6 separate regions of the Mus musculus genome follow, and regions 1, 2, 3, 5 and 6 are each linked to region 4. Evidence: chromatin loops called from intact Hi-C (ENCODE). Cell type or tissue: heart. All regions are shown on one strand. Region 1 overlaps Tmigd3 (transmembrane and immunoglobulin domain containing 3). Region 2 overlaps Rap1a (RAS-related protein 1a). Region 3 holds the start of Atp5pb (ATP synthase peripheral stalk-membrane subunit b). Region 4 overlaps Kcnd3 (potassium voltage-gated channel, Shal-related family, member 3). Region 5 has its middle 37 kb from the start of 2010016I18Rik. Region 6 has its middle 31 kb from the start of 2010016I18Rik.

Evidence for each region. Peaks named below come from ENCODE experiments on the same cell type or tissue, not always from the same donor. Only the 100,000 strongest peaks of a DNase experiment are listed, where the experiment ranks them.
Region 1: it touches region 4 in a loop (6-fold over the local background); 31 of 42 quality-filtered maps call a loop at or near these places.
Region 2: a loop joins it to region 4, with 6 times the contacts of the local background. A loop is called at or near these places in 29 of 42 quality-filtered maps.
Region 3: a loop joins it to region 4, with 3 times the contacts of the local background. A loop is called at or near these places in 19 of 42 quality-filtered maps.
Region 5: it touches region 4 in a loop (12-fold over the local background); 19 of 42 quality-filtered maps call a loop at or near these places.
Region 6: a loop joins it to region 4, with 6 times the contacts of the local background. A loop is called at or near these places in 15 of 42 quality-filtered maps.

Annotation. Positions count from the first base shown.
Region 1 is chr3:105,897,583-105,901,582 of GRCm38, forward strand. All of the region lies in intron 1 of Tmigd3 (transmembrane and immunoglobulin domain containing 3), which reads left to right. Among named protein-coding and RNA genes, the nearest start is that of Adora3, 4.8 kb to the right of the region's middle. In heart, no CTCF peak of the experiment used is centred here; DNase peaks (open chromatin) are centred at 909, 1,519, 2,339 and 3,399; H3K27me3 peaks cover 931 bases.
Region 2 is chr3:105,723,969-105,727,968 of GRCm38, forward strand. Rap1a (RAS-related protein 1a) reads right to left here. Exons shown (of 8, transcript NM_145541.5): 8 at 3,292-4,000. Among named protein-coding and RNA genes, the nearest start is that of Inka2, 21 kb to the left of the region's middle. In heart, a CTCF peak has its summit at 2,321 (motif pointing left); no DNase peak of the experiment used is centred here.
Region 3 is chr3:105,959,092-105,963,091 of GRCm38, forward strand. It overlaps Atp5pb (ATP synthase peripheral stalk-membrane subunit b), which reads right to left and starts at 172. Exons shown (of 7, transcript NM_009725.5): 1 at 57-172. The coding sequence starts at 96. Wdr77 (WD repeat domain 77) reads left to right here and starts at 407. Exons shown (of 10, transcript NM_027432.3): 1 at 407-607; 2 at 862-1,047; 3 at 2,526-2,667; 4 at 2,924-2,973. The coding sequence starts at 493. In heart, a CTCF peak has its summit at 1,813 (motif pointing left); a DNase peak (open chromatin) is centred at 250; H3K4me3 peaks cover 1,916 bases; H3K27ac peaks cover 1,247 bases.
Region 4 is chr3:105,672,358-105,676,357 of GRCm38, forward strand. Kcnd3 (potassium voltage-gated channel, Shal-related family, member 3) reads left to right here. Exons shown (of 8, transcript NM_019931.2): 8 at 1-1,645. Among named protein-coding and RNA genes, the nearest start is that of Ddx20, 13 kb to the right of the region's middle. In heart, no CTCF peak of the experiment used is centred here; a DNase peak (open chromatin) is centred at 2,424.
Region 5 is chr3:106,447,248-106,451,247 of GRCm38, forward strand. No RefSeq gene overlaps it. Among named protein-coding and RNA genes, the nearest start is that of 2010016I18Rik, 37 kb to the right of the region's middle. In heart, a CTCF peak has its summit at 1,526 (motif pointing left); no DNase peak of the experiment used is centred here; H3K27me3 peaks cover 363 bases.
Region 6 is chr3:106,453,316-106,457,315 of GRCm38, forward strand. No RefSeq gene overlaps it. Among named protein-coding and RNA genes, the nearest start is that of 2010016I18Rik, 31 kb to the right of the region's middle. In heart, no CTCF peak of the experiment used is centred here; no DNase peak of the experiment used is centred here.

The DNA of each region.
Region 1 (4,000 bases), 230 kb after region 4:
AACAACCACACGGTGGCTCACAGCTATCTGTAATGGGATCCGATGCCCTCTTCTGGTGTGTCTGAAGACAGCTACTGTGTACTTATGTATAATAATAAATCTTTGGGCTGGAGCAAGCAGGGACTGAGTGACCAAAGTTGACTGGAGCGAGCAGAGGTCCTAAAAAGTTCAATTCCCAACAACCACATGAAGGCTCACAACCATCTGTAAAGCTACAGTGTACTCACAAATATAAAATAAATAAATACATTTAAAAAAACAAAAAAGAGTTACCGTGGTCATGGTGTCTCTTCACAGCAATAGAAACGCTGAGACACTACTCTCTGAGAGGACCTGATGTCAGTTACCAGCACTCACACCAGGTGGTTCTGAGTGCCTTGTAACTCCAGCTGCATGCAAGTGATGATGACTTCTGGTCTCTATGCCACCTTCACACAAGTGTGTGCACACACATAAAAATAAAAAAATAATTTAAAAAAGGATACTAGAAGCCTGAAGTTGAGACAATGCGTGCAGCTTTTCTAGAAAAGTCTTTTTTTTGCTGAGACAAGCCTGGCTTGTGCTGACCCACTCTGAGCTCCTGGCTGCCCAGGAACAACCTACGCCACCAAGCTAATGAACAGAGCAGGAGAGGTATTAGAAGAGCAACATCCTTCCTAGAACCTCCTCGGGGAAATAGGTCTCTTAAACCTTCAGTATAAGCAATAACAATGTAGTATCTTTAACCGTGATGAAATGCTGAGACAGACTCTGTATAACAATAGCTTTAATGAAAAGCCGAGGGAAATAAAGTTATTGGGGGAACCCTTCAGCGGGAAGTAAAGTAATGTGGTTTCCTGATGCTGTCTGCCCATGGACTAGATGCAGGGGTGTGGGGTGGAGAAGGTTGAGGGAGGATTGGCAGGCTGCCCTCCATTACTCCACAGCCTAAGAGGAGGAACCAGAAACCAGAAAACTGGCAAAAAAGAAAGAAAAAAAAAATCCTGTTCTCAGTAGTTCTCAGTAGCTGGCCCAACCCATGGATCATGCACACCCTTCCACACTGAAGAGCTTCTGCCCAGTCACAGTTTATGTTTGGTATAATTGGTGTTGGCCTATTCTTGTGTGATTCACTGGAAAGGGCTAAGATAGTTGACTCAGATTCTGGCCTTTACCCATCGTAGTTGACTGTAACTGTCCTCCCTCCCTCCCTCCCTCCCTCCCTCCCTCCCTCCCTCCCTCCCTCCCTCCCTTCTTTAAGTTACCTTTGTTCAAGATTTTGTCAAAGAAATCTGAGAAGTAACTAATGCAGGTTCAGATCCCAGCTCCGCCACTTGCTCCCTGAAAGCCACCTCGCACCAGGCTGTGGTCTCCTCACCAGTGAAATGAGTTAGCAGCACTTACGATTAAGTTTGGCACACGATTATAAGTGACAGGTATAAAACGCCAAGCAAGGAGCCTGGGCTGTGTCACTTAGCACCCTGTCAATGGCAGGGTTCACACACTCGTGATAGAAGGACCTTGTAGAGTAAGAGAAGACGTGTCATCGAAGGGGTAGAGGTTGCTGGTTTCTTGCTCTCTCCAGGAGAATGTGCTCAATTCATCTAAGGGTAGGGTGGGTTGAGAAGAAGCAGGCCAAGGCACAGCCCCACTATACACATCTAGGACTGGCGGTGCTCTATCCCGGGTTCGTTCCTGCACGTGCTAGTTAGTGCTTACGTAAAGGTCACTGAAAATGACATCAGGACTCACAGTTGACCTGTGTGGAATCAGAGATGAACTTCAGAGACTGCGGGAGTCCCCTACTTGAGTGAAAAAATACCAGGGTGGGTAATTGAAGGCCTGAGGCTGGAATGAGGAGGCTGGGATATGAAGAGGCTCAAGGACGTTTGGATAAGTTATGGGCTTTGAAAAGATCAGGACAGTGACCAGAGGGCCCTGTGCCTACAGGAGGATGGGTTGGGGATTGGAGGACATGGGGGAAGGACCAACAATGCACAACCCGGTGAGATCTACTTACGGCAGATATCACACGGTAGCAGACCCCTTCTGAATCCACCCTGTCCTTAAGTCAGGAGACCAGACTGGGCTGGTCTCCACTGTAGAACATGCTCTTTAGCAGAACAGACTTAAGCACATTCCTTCTCTATTTGCTGAGAGTTCCTGCTTTGTGGAGCAAAATGCAAAACTTTTTTTGTTAGGCTGTTCATGCTCCTTGCCAGCCTTCTTGAGTCCAGAGGATCAGAATATTATGTGGGACTAGATTGGACTGACCATAGGCAGCCTACCTACCCTCCTTGCTCCTGGTCTCCCTTGCAAAGTCCGAGGTGGTTGGCTGAGGCCAGTTTTGAGCCCTCCCCATTTTCTCTCCTTAGCGGCAGCTTGTGTTTCAGAGGACGGTGGAAATGTGCTGCCACCTGGTGGCCACATCTGAGCATAGCCCCTTAGCCAGACCTCAACTACTCAAACCACAAGCTGACACAGGTAGTTGAAAGACATATTTTGAGAGCCTATAATCTGGAAGAGTATTAGGGATAGCTGAATCCTCTAGCCCTTCCTCATAACACGGCCCATTAGTAAAATTCCCTTTAATACAATACAAATGTTGAGGCGACCCCTCCCAACCATAAATTTATTTTCATTGTTACTTCAAAACTTTAATTTTGCTACTGTTATAAATCATATTGTTACTGTTATAAATCATAAGGTGTGTATCATATGTTTATTTATCATATGTATGTTTTTATAAATCATAGGGTATGTATCATATGTATGTTTTCCGGTGGCCTTAGGTGACCCCTGTGAAGGTGTCATCTGTGGTTAGCGACCCACAGGCCGAGAACTGCTGCGCTAGACTTTCTCTTGGGCTTAGAGGCCTGGCTCACTTGGGCGTGGTTGAATCATGGTAGCTAAGGTTTGGGCACCTAGTCACAAGCAGTTCCCTTTCCCTGAGCAGGATTTCCTGTAACCCAAGTTACAGGAACCTTGGGGTTTTGGGTCTTTATCCATCCTTTTCATTTTTACTGATACTCACTTTAGAGAACTCTTCACGTTCAGAGTCCCAGGCCTTGTAAGTTGAAAGGGTCTCAGCCCAGCTCTAAGAAGAGCAGTGAGTTTGGGAAGTCACCTGAAGTCTTAGGGTCTTACCGGTACTTTGACAGAGAGTGGGGAAGGAGCATATAAAAAAGGGGGCAAGGAGAAGACACCCTCAAAGATGACTCTGAGCACTGGCTGTCTCTAAGGCCCCACTGTTCGCTGGCACATAGCGAGGTCTGTAGAAGCATGAGGCTTTGAGGGAAGTGGTCATGACTTCAAGAGGAAGTGAGTAGACATGGGTCTATGCAAGTATGCCCACAGCATCGTGTCAGCTCTGAGCAGCCAAGCAGCAGTTTCCATCTCCCAGCTGCCTAACATCCTGTCTTGGCTGTGGCTTGGGTAATTCTGGGTTCTGGAACCCCAACCTTGGTCTCCTGCTAATACACTTTTCTGTCAAAGACTGGCAGTTGAGGTTATCTAGGCTTTTCTGAGAAGATGCAAAAGAGCCTATGTGTGTCCTCTCTCTGGTCAGCCTTTTCAGGATGCTATGCAGCCAATAGCTGAGCTGTGCTGTGCTGCTCCAGGCTAGAGCTTGGGAGGCCTTTTCCTGGACTCGGGTCACTTTGTCAGACTGGAAACTCCTCAGAGTCCATCCTTGTCTCCCTTGTAGAAATCAGGCTCTGCCGGTAGAAGTGAAATTCATGGTGCCCCTCCTCTCAGATGGAAAAAAAAATGGCAGGGAAATCCGAGCTTATCTTCAATTCACTATTAAAAACTTTCTTAAATAGACCTTTTTTTCTCCCCCACTCTGGTCCTATAAATGGTCTTCTGTGAGATCCAAAATGTCACCAGTGGCCTGCTTATGTGGCCCTTTCTCTGGTCCTACCATCTCTTCCTACCTCAGAGCAGGCACTGAATCTGCTTCATACGTATGCTTTAGTGTCACAATCTTGTTGGCCTAAACATCACATTTTACAGTATTAAT
Region 2 (4,000 bases), 52 kb after region 4:
GTACTGAGCCATCCCCCCAGCCCACAACTGTGGTTTTGATGACATATTATTGATTCTATGTTGTACCTTTTGTAAAATTCTTCCCATGAATACCACACAGACTAATACTGATTTTCCCTGTCTACATTCAGCCTACCTAATTCTATTATCTACAGTATTCTTACTCGTGTTCACTCTCCTCCAGCCACGGTGACCTCGTCATAACCTTTCCCAATGTGAAGGAAGGCCTTTCTTTCTCCAATGCAGTTGCATGGGCTCACATTTTCAGTCCTTGCTCATATAACCAACACAAGGACATATACATCTTCCACCCTCATTCCTGTTGCCCTCTGTACAAGTTTTACAGCATTCACTGTAATAAACACATGGGGTTTTCAGCAGTTTCATCTATCTGTATGTGTGGTGTGTGTACCATATTCAAATGTGTAAGTGCATGTACCTTGCATATGCTTTTGTAGGCCCGAGGTCAATGTTGAGTGTCTACATCTATTGCTCTCTACTTTGCATTAAGACAGGGTCTCTCATTGAACCTGGAGCTCACTGTCTGGCTAGACTTAATGGACAGTGAGTTCCTGGGCACATCTGTCTTCACTTCCCAGTGTTGGGATTACAGTTATCACTAGGCCTTACCTTTTATATGTGTGTGTGAGTGCTAGAAATCTGAACTCAAGTCCCTATGTTTGCACAGAAAGCACTTGGGGGTACTCTCTCACTCAATTCCCCAGCACAATCTTTGGCCATTTCCTAAAGATTAAAAGTCTACACGTGGAGGAACTGGCGTATGTTGTTGTATACCATGAATTCAGACAGTACAAATATAGTAACTGTTGATAGGCATATAAAGATCATGTACGGGGGCTGAAGAGATGGCTCAGCAGTTAAGAGCTCTGGTTGCTCTTCCAGAGGTCCTGAGTTCAATTCTCAGCACCCACACTACAACTCACAACTCACTGTCTGCCCCTCCAATTCTAGCACCTTCAAACATACATGGGGGCAAAACACCAATGCACATCAAATAAAAATAAATATCTAAAAAAAAGATCATGTTTTTCTGCTTTGTATGCACTCCAACTGTAGTGTAAAAATTTGAACATAGGTAAGATTAAAGAAAATTACTGAAAACATCAGTTCAATGTAAGAGCCACACAACTGTTTAAATGGGAAGGTTTATTAAAAATTTTCTTTTATGGGAACAGCCAGTCTCTTGCTCAAGCAATTAGCAGTTGGGCCTAGAGCTATAGTTGTCTGCTTCTTAACAAGCCCAAAGCACTTGCAACTCTCAAGTTTCCTTTGAAGGCTGTTAATATCTGGAAAACAGGATCCATGTTGCCTTCCCAAAAAAGAACTAGGCAGTCAGTTCAAAGTCTCTAGCTGTTCTTACAAGAACATTTAAACATGATAAAGTTAAGAGGACTGCACAGTCAATAGATTCAAGGCAAAACTTCAGGAAGAGAAACCCAAGACCAACCTAAGTGCCACACTGTATCTGTAAGAACATCTGTTTATACTGAGTAGCATTAATGCTACTAGCTGGGTAGGCAGACACGCTCACTGCTCACATTCATTTGCTCTTTCCAGAGTCTGGATGAGCAAACCAAAGTGTCTTTTGATGCTTGGTGTGGATGGTTGTGGGGCCACTTCACTCTATATTTAGCACCGTAAATAAGCAAAGACCCAAATAAAAGTGTAATTTTCCTCCTCTAAATTATGAGAGAGCTTCTTCACAAGCTAATTTCAACACATAATTTATAAGAGACATGTTGTTGACTAACATCCTAAGAGTATCGGTCAGGAAAGGAATACAGTACTCACTGTTTCTCTTTCTGACCCTTGGTCCCTAACCAAAACTCAGACATATGACTGACAAACATTTGTTGACCTGTGAGGGTACACAGGGTAGCTATTTTAAAGTGACTGGACTCAAGGCATGCAGAATGTTTTATTACGATTCTTAAGGAGAGAAAAATGACTCCAAATCACTTGTTTTAGTCAAGTAGACAAAAAAGAACATCACAACTTCGGAAAAGGAGACGGTCTTATTGAGGAGTAAAAGGAGTTCTCTGATGATGGCAGATGAGGATGGCAGACCAAGGTGAGTTCAGAGCTGTGGGGAGATGGCAGTCACATGCTAGCAGCCACTGTTTCTCCAAACATTAAGAAAAATACATACTAAAGTGGCTACAGTGCATTAAGTTAATGGTATTCATACCTTCCCAAAATTTTGTGTCTATTTTTTGCCTAATTAAGTTGTAAACTCCATGAGTCTTTGTAAGGAAATGCTGGTAGAAGCATCATATGATACCGAAGCTCCCCCTGGTGGAGGGTAAGGTGATGCACTTGCATTTACTGTTAATTATAAAATTAGATTGGAGGCATCAAGTCATTAAAGTTGCTTGTGGTCTAGTTGGGAAAATTAAAAACCTACCAATTGTAGCATCAAGCTTCCTTTAAATTAAATTGTTATTCACAAAATCAAAGCTATTATACTTGAAATAGCCATAAACACTACTACGTAATTTGTTCATAGATATGCATCATGAGATTCAAATTAATACCCTAGAAACTCTCCATGTCTTGGCTATGAAAATACATCTTGCCTTCAGTTGCCCTTCCCAAGACCAAGGAGTTCACATAAAGACACTATAAAAATATAGCCCTCTCTCTTAACAGGACACCTTTACATGTTGCTCAGCAAGTACAAATTTCCCTTGGATAACACTGCATCCCTCTGGCTTGAATATCCTTCAATGTCAAAAGGGTGTTTTTTTGTTTTTTTTTTTGTTTTTGTTTTTGTTTTACCTTTAACCCAAGGGAGGAGTGTAAGATGTGTCAAAGGAAACTGATAAAATCAGTCTGTGTTACTGGTGAGACTATTTTAATTTAACAAATATCTACACAACCCACGTGATATAACGTATTTAGATATTTTAGCTGGTTTGTGAGAGGTCTGTCTGTCCATGATTTTTAAGTCCAAAGAAATGTGTGAGAAGTATTTCAAAGCATAATGACTTCAGAAGTCCTTAAAATATGGTATGTCCCTAATTGGTCACACAGTGATATATTCCTGTAATCCTAGCTACTTGAGACACTGAGGCAGGAGATTCACCTGAACCCAGAAGTTTGAAGCCAGCCTGAGTGGTATAACAAGACCTCCCTTAAAAGACAACCACAATCAAAGAGCCCAGCTCCTCTTTCTGGGACAAATGGACCCTATCCTTCTACTTGCATTTTAGTTTAGCTTAAGGTTTTGCCTCTTAGTCACAGACATGTATAACTGGATAAAGAGAAGGGAAATGTTAAGTAGCTAAGTTTATTAGAATATCAAAAGAATACAATTTCCAATGTTTCAAACAGTACTTTTTGACATTTCTTCAGGTTGGTTGGATCTTACATTTGAAAGCTGACTTGGTAACTAAAGGGCTGTCCACACACCTGGCATATCTCAGCAAGGCATGAACACCTTCACACCTAGTTGCAATGAGACCATATCTAGATCCCTGAGCAAAGATTTACTTTCTAGGACTGGTCTCCTTGATTTTCAGGGACAAGGCACAGGGTTTCCTAAGCTTGCAATCTGCTTTCTTCTCCTGTATGCACCTGGCCAACAGGCCATTTGCTTTCTCTTTCTTCATGGAGAACATACAGCAGTATCGCCCTGGCTCCATGTCCTACATATGCCCCACCTTTGTAAAATGCAACTGGGAAGGAAAAGAAAAGCACCTCTGTACAGCCAGCAAGCTGCTGTATCCATCTTCACAGCATTCCTCTACACTGCTCATACAGTCAAGTCACACGTCCCTTTTTGTGTTCTGACTTGCAACCACTTCCCTCAAGTTCTTCCATCTACTAGAGAGCAAGTTTGAAAATTTTCATTTAACACTTCATTGGTGGACACACACCAACAAATTAACAATGGCAAGGATTCCCTGGATGAAGTTACAAACTGTGTATGTAGGATTTGCGATAGTCAAAGTCAAACCCTGGTAATACAGTATTGAAC
Region 3 (4,000 bases), 290 kb after region 4:
GGCCTGGCTTCTTCCTAGTCACCCTGCTACGCTAACCTAGGCTCTACGTCTCTCACCCGCTGTGGCGGCAGCAGAAAGCACCACCCGGGACAGCATTGTCTGCGAAGAGCGGGACAGCGGGCTCCGTGTCCCTGTGACCCCGACCCGAGCCTGTCAGGGGCAGGAGCAAGATGGCCGCTCGCACATCTCGCGAGAAGAGATCAGCTCGCTTTTTCTCGGAAGTTCTCGGCTTTTTCCCCGCCCCCTCCCCACTATCGCGAGAAGAGGAGAAAAAATGGGTGGGGCTGAGGGAGGGAAACAAACAAAATCCCGCTGCGGGGACAGGAGACGGAAAAGCAGGCTGGAAGGGTAGACACAATTCTCGCGAGAAGTAGAGCGAATTCCCTCGGAGAGGGGCGGTTGCGCAGAGGTACACCACGTGTGCGGTCCCTCCGGCGCCGAGTCAGGGTCTCTCGTCGAGTCTGGGTCTAGGTTAGATTTGGAATCGTGGAGATGCGGAAGGACACCCCTCCTCCGCTCGTGCCCCCGGCGGCCCGCGAGTGGAACCTGCCCCCCAATGCGCCCGCATGCATGGAACGTCAATTGGAGGCTGCACGGTACCGGTCTGGTGAGCCGAGATCCCGGGGCCTGGAAGCCCCTTTACCCCCAGTCTCGGGTGCCCTCTCCCGGTGCTGACCCTCTCGAGTCCTCCCAGCGCCGTGTGGCCCTCCTCGGCCATACCTGGCGTCCTGGCCCTGCCCCAGCTCAGCTCCACAAATCCGATCTCAGATTCAGACTGGTCCCGCCACGGGGTTCTGTGAGGTTACCATAGAAACAAGGCCTTCCATCTGACACCTTATAACTTTGCTCTCCCCACCGTAGATGGTTCCCTTCTGCTCGGGGTCTCCAGCCTGAGTGGTCGCTGCTGGGTAGGTTCTCTGTGGTTTTTCAAGGATCCTAGTGCGGCCCCCAACGAAGGTTTCTGCTCTGCTGGCGTCCAGACCGAGGCTGGAGTAGCTGACCTCACTTGGGTGGGGGACAAAGGTATCCTAGTGGCTTCTGATTCAGGTGAGTGATCCCCCTCCCCTGGAATTGAAGAGTTGGGTACAGGGTAGGATGGGAAAAGGTGTTTTATTATTTAGAAGCAGGGTTGTTTACCTTATTGGCTTGGCTGTCCCAGAAACTAAGTAGACCAGGCTGGCCTTGAACTCACAGAAGTCTTCCTCTGTGCTGTAATTAAAGACGTGTGCCACCGTGCCTAGCCTCCTGTTTTCTTTTGCTGTTGTGTTTGCTATGTGCTGTGAATTGACTCACCTTGCTAGGCAACTGCTCTGTCACTGGACAGTCCTTAATCCCACCTTTCTTTGAGTGTCAGGCTGAGAAATGTAGGCTTTGGCATTAAAAAAGACAAAGAAATGAAGTTGGTAGGTGATGGAGGGTAAATGTTGGACAAGCTAGGGATGAATATAGTCAGACTACATTGTATGCGTGTATGGAGTTCTCAGAATTAAGCAGATTAAAGAAAGTCAGAATTTATATAAGTTGGTGGAAGCTGGGTATAGGTGCTGCCTGTAATCCCAGCAGCCGCAGGCAGAGCTCTGTGAGTTGGAGGCCGGCCTGTTCTCCATATCCAGTTCCAGGCCAGCCATAGGTACGTAGGGAAGTAGGGAAAACCCTGTCTCAAAGATTAAAATAGATTTATTTTGGGTCTGGAGAGATGATCCAGTGGTGATAAGTGTTAACTACTTTTTCAGAGGACCCAAGTTGGACACCCAGCACCCACATTCCACTAACAACCTTGTAACTACAGTCTTAGGGAAGCCAGTGCCATCTTTTGGCCTCCATGGGCACTGCATGCACTTGATGAATAGACATAGATGAAAGCAAAACACCTGTGCGCTTAAAATCAGAACATCTCTCTCACATACAAACATTCTTAAGTGTTAGGTAGAACATGGCAATTGAAAAGTAGAATGTTAGTGAATGAGACTGACAGTTGAAATTAGAATATTTCAAGACAGTGAGTGGCTGCTCTTCCAGAGCTCATGAGTTCACATCCCAGCAACCACATGGTGGTTTACAACCATTTGTAATTGGATCAGATGGCCTCTTCTGGTTTGTCAGTGACAGTGTGATCATATATATAATATAAATCTTAGAAGTATTTCAAGACATTTTATGTAAGCAAATATTTACTAGTGTCTGCATACCTGGGAAGAGACATCGTCACTGAACTGTTATCTAAATAAGGCTCTCTGGGAACCGATTGCTTAGGACCTGCTTTCTGGAAGCACTAGAATTGATTTTACATCTTATTTCCCTATCTCCAGGAGTTTTCCTCATAGGCATCTGGCCTGTTAGGAAAGCAGTAGGGTAACAAAACCAAACGGCCTGGAAGTCAGCTAAGCCGTTAGTGACGTGGACTTTGCTTTTACAGTTGGCTCAGTAGCAATTCTTGCTTGAGTCCTAGGCAGGAGTTCCTGCCTTGGTACAACCCAGGCTCATGCTTCCCTTGTCTGCACCTCACCCCGCTCTGTCCCCAACAGGTGCTGTTGAATTGTGGGAGCTAGATGAGAACGAGACACTTATAGTCAGCAAGTTCTGCAAGTATGAGCATGATGACATTGTGTCTACTGTCACTGTCCTGAGCTCTGGCACACAAGCTGTCAGTGGTAGCAAAGACTGCTGGTGAGTCCCTGTTTTCATTATTTCTATATCTAGACTTCCTGTGGATATCCCATCTATCCTGTTAATTTCATTATGTAAAATGCTTTGGGCTGTTTTTAGTCTAGTGAGTAATGGCATGTCTGTTTCCTAAGAGACTTGGTAGTGCATTGTAAATAAAACAGCAGGAGTCTAGGAAACAGAAGTGGGACATGTTGTATGGGTATATTTTAATGTTGATACTGCAAGTTAATATTCCTATTTTTTTTTTGCATTGTAGCATCAAAATTTGGGACCTGGCTCAGCAGGTATCACTGAATTCATACCGAGGTAAGTGTTGAGTCCTGCCTATAGTTATCTTTTCTTTCCCCTTTGGGATATTTGAACAGTGTTTGGGTAACAGTAGTAGCCAGTCTGGGTTCTTTTGATTGGTCTTTCCTTACCCCAAAACTACAGTCAGGTTCCATTATCTGCTTCCTGTCCATTTCTTTGTGCTCCCGTTTCGGTTGATAGTCTCACAGCCTTTTGACTAAGTGGGTGTCTTAGTTCTGTTCTCTTGCTGTGAAACAACACCATGATCAAGGAAAAAACATTTATTTGAGGGCTTGCTTAGAGTTTCAGAGGGTTTTTTGACTGTCACAGCAAGGAGCGTGGGCCAGTAGGCAGAGCCTGGTGCTGGAGCAGTAGCTAAGAGCTTACATTCTAATTCACAAGCATGTGGCAGAAAGATAGCAAGACTGGCTTGGTGTGGGCTTTTGAAACCTCGTAGTCCATCTCCAGTACACTTGGCCACACCTCAAAATTCTTCCTAAGTAGTCCACCAATGGGAGCCAGACATTTTAAATAGACGATCCTGTGGGAGCCATCCCCATTAAACTGAAGTGGGCTGATAGCCTCCATCCATCCTCTTACCCTCAGGTTCGTCAGGTTCTGTTGGGTCTCATTTGATTAGTCCTTCCTGTCCATATCTTACCTTCCATGGCCCGTCGGGCTTTAGCAATAGAGTCACACTCACATCTTCACCTGCAGTCTGTGACTCTTGGTTCTTCATTGCTTTCTTGTAGCCTGCAGATCAAGATCCTACTTTCTTGTCAGCATTCAAGCCTTATGACAGTAAGCTGTGCAGCAGCTTAATCTAGACAGTAGAGCCTTGCTCTTCTCAGACCGAGACTTGTGTGTGTGTTGGGGGGGGAGGATGTGCATGTGTGTGGAGGCCAGAGGTCAGCTTTGAAGATGTCTACTTTGTTTTTTGAGACTGATTCTCTGACTAGGACATGGAGCCAGGGAGCCACAAGGATTCACTTGTCTCTGTCTCTGCAGTGCTGGGATTACAAGCACGAGCTACCGTGCTTGGTTT
Region 4 (4,000 bases):
TCACCTGACTGTGCTAATACAAATTATAGATGTTGAAGCCACCGTGTAGAACCAGCTGTGGGTGATCAATTCTGTAAGTAGATGAACAAGGGAATGCCCAAGATTTTTCAGGCAATTGTTTGACTATCTCGATGAGGAGGAGGCTTGAACAATGACATTTCAAAGCATACTATGGGCTCTCACTACCATCTGTGAAGGTAGTCACCTTAGTAAATTTTTGACTCAGAAGAAATGGGCACCAAGAAGCTAGATGCCTCACTCAAGGTTTCATGCCAAGTGGATGGCAGAATTATGATTTGATCCAGGACTTAGCGTGTCCTGGAGTGTCTTCTAGGTCCTGCTCCATGGCTCGAAGACTTGCTCATATTTTTAAAAGCTGGATGCCAAGACCGCTGATTAGAGAAAGGAAGCATTCGTGAAGTAGCAGGACCTCCTGGAATAGACCCTTCCCACATTTCCTAACTAGTCTCAAGCTCAGGACTAACTGTACAGAACCTCTTTCAAAAGACCAGTAGATAGTCTCAACAGTTGAACATTATTATTAGTTTATGACCACATAATTTGATCAGATGTTAAGGAAGTGGTAAATGATGATCCCTGGTTGACAGAAGTCACATACAGAACTGCTGAGGACTTTATACAGTTGTTTTCTCTGCAGTTCAGGATCATGTCATTTTCTTGTCAGAAAGCAAGTAGGGAAAGTACCTGGGAGCATTATATGCCTAGATCATTTTCCTTGTCTTTTTAAAAATAGCAGTAGTGACTGAAATTGAGCTAGCATTAGATTTGAAGCTGTTAATGAATTCTAGTGATTCAGGCTCCCTCACTTCAGATACTAGGTAACTAAGTAAGGCAGAAGGATCCCAATACTGTTCATTTGAAGTAATAGTTTCCCTTTCATGCTAGCTGGCATGGTAACCACCATAAGAGGAACAGGAAAAACTTTTATTTTTCCTCTGATTTCCTAATGAATTCTCATTACTTGCAAAGCTTTAAAATGATGGGAAAAAGGAAAAGTATTGTCATGACCCATGACACTTAGAGCCCAAACAGCATCATGAAAAGCATTAGAATCGAGGGACAGTGGCTTTGAAAAATGAAACGGCTTTTTAAAGGGGTTCCTTGTGGGTCTTGTTTTTTATTCAGGATATTCTACGTTTTCTCATCAACTGTTGGAATGACTTTTATCTCAGCAGGTTATTTAAACTATGCTGGCTGATGACACGTTAGCCAGTGCAGGGCACAGACCCAAGTCCTAGGGGACTCCTTGGACCAATGGACTATTTTACAAACCAGGGAGGTGGGAGGGATGGTATATTTTTGATAACCAGACATTCCAATGTTTTCCTTAGAGGTCATGCGCTCCCATTAATGTTCCTGTGGAAAACATCAAGTGTGTTCTTTTCTATTTTCGTATACTTATTGGGCTTTGCTTACCACCATTACAATGGCAAAGAAATACACTGTATAAAACTGCAGGAAGACAAATGTGAAAACTTTCTGTGGGGAAAAAAGCTCTTAAGTTTGTCTTCTTTTGAAATTGTAGTGCAAATGTTATAACATGTATATCATTTACAGTACTGAGTCCTGTGCCACTGCTGTACCTGATGTATCCAATCTGGATTAAACAAATTACGTGCCACAAGCCTTCTAGTGAGAATTTTTTTCTAGCACCAGTTTTTTCCTTTCCAAAAGTATAGCCTTACACCAGCCAGCTTTCCAGGCTGCTAGCAGACACATAATCTTAGATGTAACAGCCTCAGCTAACCAGGCTACCCCTCTCCTTCCATGTAAGCAACTCTACTAAAATCTCCTGGAGCTTCTTGCCTTCCTACATGCCTTAAGCAAGTTCAGCTCTAACAGCAAAACACCGGGATAAATTTGTCTATAGCTCTTAAGGACCAGTTACTAAACAAAAAATGTCTTTATATATACTCTGTTTGTTCCACTTAGACCAAGGTCTCAAACAAACCTCTCCCCCCGCCCCCCGCCCCCATCCCTACCCCAAGATCTGACAGGCACCAGAAGCACAAGCTCAGGCTCGTCGTCATGTATCTTCTACTTCACATCGGTCGCTTCTTAACTTCTTCCCTTCAGTTTCTTTCTTGATTTTAAAGGGGTTGGGTGGTAGGGTGGGGTTAAGTATCTTGAAGTTCTCCTTTAACCCTAACAATTCCGTTGATGTGAGAGAAGCAGCATTTTCATGTTCTGCCACCCAACAGCACACGTTTAAATCCTTTTCATTCTCCACAACCACCAGGTCCCAATGAAAACAGCCAAAGGGCTTGGGAAACACAGTATGTATTTAATTACCCACAGGAGAGAGCTGGAGCGACAGCTCGCTGGCTAAGAGCACTTGCTGTTCAGACGGCCCAAGTCAACTATGAAATTCATTCTAAGCACTAAGCACTCACCGCCCACTAGGTGTCACTAAAGACCCATAGCTCAAATAAGCAGAACAAACCTGTATTCAGCAACTCTAATTGCAGTCAGCAATTCTTTACTAAGAAGCATTCAGTGTGGGACCTGAAGATGGCTCAGTGCATAAAGCCCTTGGTTTGACGCTGAGTTTTGATCCCCAGATTTACAGATAGAAGGAAAGAACTGACTTGTTATCCTCTGACCTCCACCCATGCACCATATGCAGGCACACACACAATTAAAATGTAATAAAACTTTCTTCTATGTAGCTCTGACTGTCCTTAACTCACTATGTAGACCAGGTTGGCCTTGAACTCAGAGATCAGCCTGCCTTTGCCTCTTGAGTGCTGGGATTAAAGGCACGTACATCTTGATGCCCATCTCATAACAAAACGTTTAAAGCATTAAATGTCAAGTATCAAGAAGTACACATGCACTTAATTCGAAAGATACAAAATAAACACATTCTATCCCAAGTAGACAAGAGCCTTTTGCAAAGGTGTCAGTAATGGCTATGAAAATCTGAGATTCTTTTATATTTAAAGGGAAATGGGAAAAGCTCTTAAAAACTTCTCTTCCAGATCACTCTTTTATCTTAGACATGACCCACAAGGAGATCATTCTTCTTCAATGACTTTTAAGTATTCTGGTGCTGAAGTTTACCTTTAAGACATACTTTTAAAAAAAAAAGTCACTAAAGAAATAACCTGTGATCTCATATGTTCTCATAATTACCCACAGGAGAGAGCTGGAGCGACAGCTCACTGGTTAAGAGCACTTGCTGTTCAGACGGCCCATGTTGGGCAGCTGACCGCCTTGAACTCCAGTTCCAAGGAATCCGACACCATTTTCTAGCCTCTGTGGGTACATGTGAGCACACACACAGAGAAAAAATTAAAACAATAAAAAGAGGAAACTAACCCAAGACGGTTTCACCAAGATCCCCATGTAAGAAAGAACAGCTAATACAAGCTTAACCTGGTTATATTGGTAATGAATGTACTAAAGATTTTGAAAATTCAAAAAGTACCTTGATTTATATAAAGACTTATTTACAAATTTGAATTATCCTCATAAAGTACTTTCTCATTGTAAATCATATAGAGACTAAATCTTACAAGGAACCCTCAAAGTCTAACCCAATGTCTCATTTTCTTGAGAAAGCTGGATTTTGAAAGGTTAGATGACTGGTGCAAGGCTTACAAGTAGGTAAAGTCTTAACTAGGACAAACCTCCTTTTCATGATGAGTTCTCAACTGACTTTACTGTGAACCATGGTTCTGAAGAGATTATGTAGACACATGCCCAGCCTAATAGTTCCTGAGATGCTCCTCCCACACAGGAACTCATGCACGAATAGTAACGCCCTCTTCTTTCACCTCTGCAGCTACAGCTACAGCTACCAGGAAACAGCTGCAACTTCCCTGGTACCAGGCCCATGGAACTTAAATCCCTCAGCCCCTTCATAAATATGAATATGCTCAGATTCAAAGTGCCTCAATTTTCTAAACTTTTAATTCATATACTTACTATTTGGGACTTGGGAGTTTTGTTTTCCATTTAGTGTGTGAAGTAGTAT
Region 5 (4,000 bases), 770 kb after region 4:
TCCCTGTGACATCAAAAATAAATTAAACACTTCCTTATTTCAAGAGGGATGAATCAGGCATAGTCACACTCAAATCGTAGCAAAATCATACTTCAAAAGTGTAAATAACTCAAGGTCCAATGTCTGGGATTCAGTCATGATTGTCTCGGCTCCTCCAATGGGCTTGGGTCAACTCTCTAGTTCTGTTCTCTCCAACACACATAGATTGTCTTCTAGACTCCAATTGGCTCCATTCCATAACTGTTGCCCTTCTCTGTGATCATTCCATGGTACTGTCATCTCCAAATTGCTGGAAAATTCTGATACCACTAAAATACACCTTCATCAATAGCCTCTCAATGGCTCATTTCATGGTTCCAAGCCTCAATTTCTCTGCATGACCACTTCCATCCTGGGACTTCAACTGCAGCTGGGGCTGCAACTTCAACAAACTACCCCAGAATACGAAATGTCACTGTCACTGTCACTTCAAAACTTCTCCCATATGGCTCCTACTCTATCCAACATTGCCTGTCTGGCTGCTAGTTCCTAGATTAGATGTATTTTATTTTTAATTTCATATAGTTGTATCAAATACAGAGGATGCCTGAAATGGACTAGGAAGGGGCACTGCCATTTCCTGTGATCTCTAAATAATAGATCCAGGCTAGGGCTGTTCTATTTAGATACTGATCCTTAGATCGCAATATTTAAATGAGACCTGTGAGTCTGACAACAAGGTTTGGCCATCACACTCATCCCATGTTGAGAGGCATCAATACTTATGAAATATTTTTGTCTCAGACAAAATTATGAAATATAACATTTTATAATTGGGTACTGATAGCTTCATTATTCTACTATTTACCCAAACTAAAATGTATTATGATACCAGGATATATAACACCTGTTAGCAACTAATTTTGTTAGAATAGTTGACAGAAACTCCAAGAACTGTCCTACCCAAAATCTTTTATAATGAACCCACTGGAGCCTGGAGTTTCCCCAGATTCCCATCAATATCAAGTAGAGTCTTGTGGGAAGAGTTGTTTCAAGGTACCTTCTATCAGTGTGTGCACATTTAATCTCTATAAATTCTCATTGACTAAGAAATGTTAAAATGTTCACAACAAAAAAAAATTTTAGAAATCACTTTTAAGAGAAAAAAGACCTGACCAGAGATCTAAGACCCCCTTATCTGCATTTTGAAACAGAACCTAAAGTTAAAAACCCCTATAACTTTGCTTGAACTTGGCATTCTTTGTCAGTCTGAACTGAGATCTTCTTGTCTTTTGGTGGGTATTTCCAACGATGCTGAAAAAGATCATTCTAGTATATCACATGTATCACTGTGGATGGACACATATAAACACACACTTGCTAGCATGTTTTTGAGGGCATTTGTCTTGGTATTTTAACTAGGTGACCAGATCCAATCTCAGGAAACTAAAGTCATCAGTGATCTCTCTACCATTTTCTGACAGGATGCTTTGCTATGTTGGTACATGAAGACTAGAGTAACAGCACCATCTTGTGGTCAGTGATGGGCAGTTCAATGCCATGTACTGTCCTAAGATTATTTCCCAACTTCTTTCTTAGCAGGGGTTAAGTTAATAGGACACATACCCCTACAGGAGCACTTGAGAGCCTTGTTAAAGTAAACTCCAGAGTAAGTATTAAAATGGCCTCTTCCCAGTGCAAGGACTATAAATTTAAAGACAGGCATTTGAAGACAGGTGAGACCTTCAAGACTTTACTAAACCTAGAGAACATGAAAGATGTAGTCATAGTGAAGAACCAGGAAGAAAAAATAACCTGAACTTCAGGGCATCCCCTACCCTCATACTCACCTTGTCTGTGAACTCTTTCTGCATAAAAAGTTACTGACAAATCTAAACTAAAATCTCTTGTACAGTGTGTACATACCTAGATGGTTACAAGGTTGTGTAATGGTAGATTTTAATCTCTTCCCTTCCACTAAGTGGAAAGTGAAACCAAGACTATTTGTTGGTCCTTCATCCTCAATCCAGTGTCTTTTGGGCATGGGCTTCAAACAAAACACCAGAGTCTGACATGCAGAGTGGGGCAAACCTATAGATCTTGAGCCTAGGAGCAAAGACAGGAAGATGAAAAGCTCTAGGCTTGTCTATTCTACCCAAGCAACAGCTTACCTATAAAAAGATTAAAGAGAAGAAAGAAAAGAAAGACCTCAGGAGGTCATTAAGTGTGTAAGTACAAGAACAAATAAATGATCATCTGTGCCCTTTTTATTGGCCTCAATACACACAACAGATCAGCTGCTGGCCATGAACTAACGAACTAATGGAAGAATGGGTGATTTACTGGAAGCCCGGGTACAGTGGTTGGTTTTGAACTGAAGGATGTTCATGAACATTTGCCTGTGTTGAGTCACCCATATGGAGAACTTTGTTTAAACACAGGATGTGGGCTGAGATCGTCTTCCTGTCTATGTTTTGGGGTGGAGGATTGGCACTGAATGTGTCTTTGATCTCCTCCTAATGTTTGATGAGGGAGGGGCTTGAGATCTTCAAAACTGAGAGTTGAGGGAGAAAGTGAGAGAGGAGGATGTAAGCACCAGTCAGTCATGGGGCAAAACCTCTGGGGACTCATGCTATAGAAGACAGGATGGACACTGACAGGATCTGAGGTGATCGTTCCTCATTCTCTACGGTGCTGTCCAAACTTAGTTACAACACAGAGTGTATCAAGTTCTTGTGAATTGGGCATAATAAGAGTAACTCCATATTGATTTCCAAAGTGATTGTACAAGTTTTCACTCTTACTAGCAATGGAGGAGTTGTCCCCTTGCTCCACATCCTCACCATCATGAGCTGCCACTTGAGTTTTTGGCCTTAGTCATTCTGATAGGTATAAGATGGAATTTCAGAGTCACTTTGATTTACATTTCCCTGATGGCTAAGGATGTTATATATTTCTTTAAATGCTTCTTTCCCATTAGAGATTCTTCTGTTGCTAATTTTCTATTTGGCTCTGTACCCCATTTTAATTGGATTTCCTGGGTTTTGATGTCTAGTTTCTTGAGGTTTTCTTAATAAATATTTTGGAAATTAGCCCTCTGTCAGATGTAGGATTGGTGAAGATATTTTTCCCAGTCTATAGGCTGCCATTCATCCTTACTGATGGCATCTTTTGCCTTACAGAAACTTTTCAGTTTCAAGAGATCACATTTATTAATTGCCAATCTTAGTCTTCTGTTCAGAAATTGTCTCCTGTGCCAATGCATTTAAGGTTAGTCCCCAATTACTCTTTACTCAGATTCAGTGTATCTGGTTTTATGTTGAAGTCTTTGAGCCACTTGGACTTAAGTTTTCTGTAGGGTTAAAGATATTGATCTATTTACATTCTTCTACATACCAACATCCAGTTCGACCAGCAGCATTTATTTCTTTATTCCATTGTATTATTTTGACTTCTTTGTTATAAATCAGTTGTCCATGGGTGTGTGAAGTCCATCTGGGAATTCAATTCAATCCCATTGATCAATCTGTGTTTTTATGCCAAAACCATGTGCTTTTTTATTACTATAGGTCTGTAGTAGAGCTTCTTCACAGCAGCTTTCTGTGTAAGAGCTGGAAATAGGAAAGCACCCTCAACTAAAGAATGGATTTTAAAAAGTGTGGTACATTCACACAATGGGATATTACTCAGCTGTTAAAAACAATGATGTAGTGAAATTTGCAGGCAAATGTATGGAACTAGAAAAAAATTCATCCTGACTCAGAACAACAAACATGGTATGTACTCACTTATAAGTTGATATTAGCTGTAAAGGATAACCATGTTATAATTTACAGACTGGGAGGTTCTAAGTGACAAGAGGGTTCAAGGGGAGATGCATGAACTCCTTTGGAAGGGAAAATAAAATAGACATTGAGGGTGGAAGCAGGGACAGAAATTGGAAAGATAAAGTGGGGAGAACATGGAAGAAGAGAGTCCTGGGAGAGATAACTGGGATTGGGGGAATCTTGGGGACAAGCTA
Region 6 (4,000 bases), 780 kb after region 4:
GATTCAGTGCAATCCCCATCAAAATTCAAAATCAATTCTTCATTGAGTTAGAAAGAGCAATTCTCAAATTCATCTGGCATAGCAAAAAAAAAGAAAAAAAGAAAAAAAAAACCCAGGATAGCAAAAACTATTCTCAACAGTAAAAGAACTTATTGCAGAATCACCATCCCTGATCTCAAGCTGTACTACAGAGCAATTGTGATAGAAACTTCATGGTATGGGTATAGTGACTGACATGTAGATCAATGGAATAAAATTGAAGACCCAGAAATGAACCCACACACCTATGGTCACTTGATCTTTGATAAAGGAGATAAAACCATCCCGTGGAAAAAGGAAAGCATTTTCAACAAATGGTGCTGGCTCAACTGGCAGTTGGCATGGAGAAGAAGTTCTTATTTCCTTGTACAAGTTCTTGTTTCCTTGTACAAAGCTCAAGTTGAAGTGGATCAATGACCTCCACATAAAACCAGATACACTGAAACTAATAGAAAAGAAAGTGGGGAAGAGTCTCAAACACGTGACACAGGGGAAATTTTCCTGAACAGAACACCAATAGCTTATGCTCTAAGATCAAGAATTGACAAATGGAATCTCATAAAATTGCAAAGCCTCTATAAGGCCAAGGACACTGTCAATAGTACAAAAAGGCAACCAACAGATTGGGAAAAGATCTTTACCAACCCTACATCTGATAGAAGGCTAATATCGAATATATACAAAGAACTCAAGAAGTCAGCCTCCAGAGAAACAAATAACAGTATTAAAAAATGTGGTACAAAATATTTTTTTAAAAAAGAATTAAATAGATAGAAATAAATATTAGATATCCAAAAAAAAGAATGACAAGCTCATGCTCTGATGCAAAGTTCCACTTTGGTGACAAATGTACTTTACTGTAGCAGATAAAATTGTGTTTGTCAGTATATACCTAACTTGTTACAAAATGATCTAGCTGTTGAAAAACTTATCATAACACAGTCATAGGCCTTTTTAAAAAAAATGGGGTACAGAGTTAAACAAAGAATTCTCAACTGAGGAATACCAAATGGATGAAAAGCACCTAAAGAAATGTTCAACATCCTTAGTCATCAGGAAAATGCAAATCAAAAGAACCCTGAGATTCCACCTCACACCAGTCAGAATAGCTAAGATCAAAAATTCAGGTGACAGCAGATACTGGCTAGGGCGTGGTGAAAGAGGAGCACCCCTCCATTGCTGGTGGGATTGGAAGCTGTTACAACCACTGTGGAAATAAGTTTGGTGGTTCCTCAGAAAATTGGACACAATACTACCCGAGGACCCACTAATACTACTCCTGGGCATATACCCTGAATATGCTCCAACATGTATAAAGGACACATGCATGCTCCACTATGTTCATAGCAGCCTTATTTATAATAGCCAGAAACTTGAAAGAACCCAGATGTCCCTCAACAGAGGAATGGATACAGAAAATGTGGTACATTTACACACTGGATTACTACTCAGTTATTTAAAAACAAACAAACAAACAAAAAAAACCCAATGACTTCATTAAATTCTTAGGCAAATGGGTGGAACTAGAAAATATCATCCTGAGTGAGGTAACCCAATCATAAAAGAACACACATGGTATACACTCACTGAAAAGTGGATATTAGCCCAGAAGCTCGGAATATCCAAGATACAATTCACAGACCAAATGAAGCTCAAGAAGAAGGAAGACCAAAGTATGGATACTATGGTCCTTCTTACATGGGGGAACAAAATACCAATGGGAGGAGATACAGAGACAAAATATGTAACAGAGGCTGAAAGAAAGACCATCCAGAGACTGGCCCACCTGGGGATCTATCCTATATACAGTCACCAAACCCAGACACTATTGTGCTTGCTGACAGAAGCCTGATATAGCTGTCTTCTGAAAGGCTCTGCCAGTGCCTGTCAAATACAGAGGTACATGCTCTCAGTCATCCCCAATGGAGGACCTAGAGAAAGGACACAAGGAGCTGAAGGGGTTTGCAGCCCCATAGGAGGAACAACAATATGAACCAACCAGTACCCCCCACCCCCGAGCTCCCAGGCACTAAACCACCAACCAAAGAGTACACATGGAGGAACCCATGGCTCCAGCTGCATGTGTAGCAGAGGATGACCTTGTCAGTCATCAGAAGGAGGAGAGGCCCTTGGTCCTGTGAAGGCTTGATGCCCCAGTCTAGGAGAATGCCAGGACCAGGAAGTGGGAGTGGGTAGGTTGGTAAGCAGGGAGAGGGCAGGGGGGAGTCTAAGGGAAAACCAGGTAAAGGGATAACATTTGAAATGTAAATAAAGAAAATACCTTTAAAAAAAAAAGATTGTGGAACCAATGACATGACCAGTTGGGCAGTTAAGGATATGCTTATTCTTGACCAGTAATAGAAAGAGAAAAACTCACAAATCAACTTCACCACCCTTTGTAGTGTGAGAGGTTAGCACATGAGAGAAATGTAGAGGAAAATATGTTGGTAAAGGAAAGGAGTATTGTTTTTTAGTGGGGAGGATGGTAGAGTTGGATCAGACCTCAGGCCAGGCTTGAACTGCTGTATAGCTGAGATTAACCTTGACATCTTGCTCTCTGTGTCCCTGCCAGGATGACCTCCTACCTGGCTACATCCCTGTCTTTTCTAAGAACGGGTGAATATTTTCCAGGGACTGGGACACATTCTCTTTTCATTTGTTTTATGTTTTTTTTCCAGACATTGTTATGTTGTCTACTGCCATGACCATGGGGGAGAGATATCACTTAGCAGACAACTGGTATTCCAATGAAATTATAAGCTTCAGTAGCCTCTCTGGCAGCCTGTTACAGTCTCTAGTTTGTGCCAGCCAACCTGAAGAGGAATTTCTGGTTAACGTGTAGAGCCAAGCTTGGTAGCATTTACTTCAGAACTTAAGAGATAGAAACAAGAGAATCAGGGATTCAGATTAAGCCTCTGAGACATAACTAATTTTGGGTCACCCTGAACTACATGAATCCTGTATATATATATATATTATATTATATATTTTATATTATATATAAAATAAGATCATGGCATAAGATACAATTGTAACAAGGTTACCTGAGCAATAAAAGCCTGAGGAAGGGCAACAGAACAACTGATAGCCTTCAGAGCCATCTTATCTCAGAGTAAATCCTGAGCCTTTATAGCACCCCCACCTCATTCGGTCATCAGAAATGGGCTGGAGAGTGAAGATATGGCTTTGGGCAAGGGCATCACCTGCTCCTATGACAGCTCTGAAAACTCTGGCAACAGAAGTTGTCGATAACTATATATAGCCTTTCTCTTCACAGAAAGGCCCTAGAAGACTGCTCCTAAGAAGTGATGTCTACATTGGTGAATTCCAGCCTCTTGTCAGAGCCAGATATAGAGAGACAGATAGTTACCCTTTCTTACAATCTTTCTGGAAGAATGACATTTTCTTAAGTGATGCTGACTGCAGTATGTGCTCATAGCTAGTTTTCTCGTTGACTGTTGGTAGAGATGTAGGCCAATGAGAATCAGATGTCTAAATAGAGAGAATTAGAAAATTTACAACTTGAGTACATAATGAAACAGGTGGTTTTAAGCTCTTCTGAGTGGTCTATTAACTTGGTTGTTTAAGACCCTTCCCAGTTAGCATGAATGGGGTCTAGAGGGGTACTAGCGGGAGACTTGCTGGTTGCGAACACCAAATCTTGGTAGAGGACAGAGACTGAAGCGACAGTAACTGAAGGATGGATGCTCACAGCATCCAAGCTGGGGGAGGGATGGTGTGGATTAAGGGGAAGAAAAGCCTTCAGTGTAAAATACCTACAGTCTACACCTTGCTCTGAAAACTTCCCTGCTTGAATTTCACTTCTTCTATTACAAGAACTTGAGTCCCCCAAAAAGCTTCACCTATGTTAAAGATTCTGCGAACTGATTTATTGATTGGAATTCATTGTGGAGAGCTAAAATTTTGCAGACCCAAAATTGTCTTGAGCTATTTTTAGTTC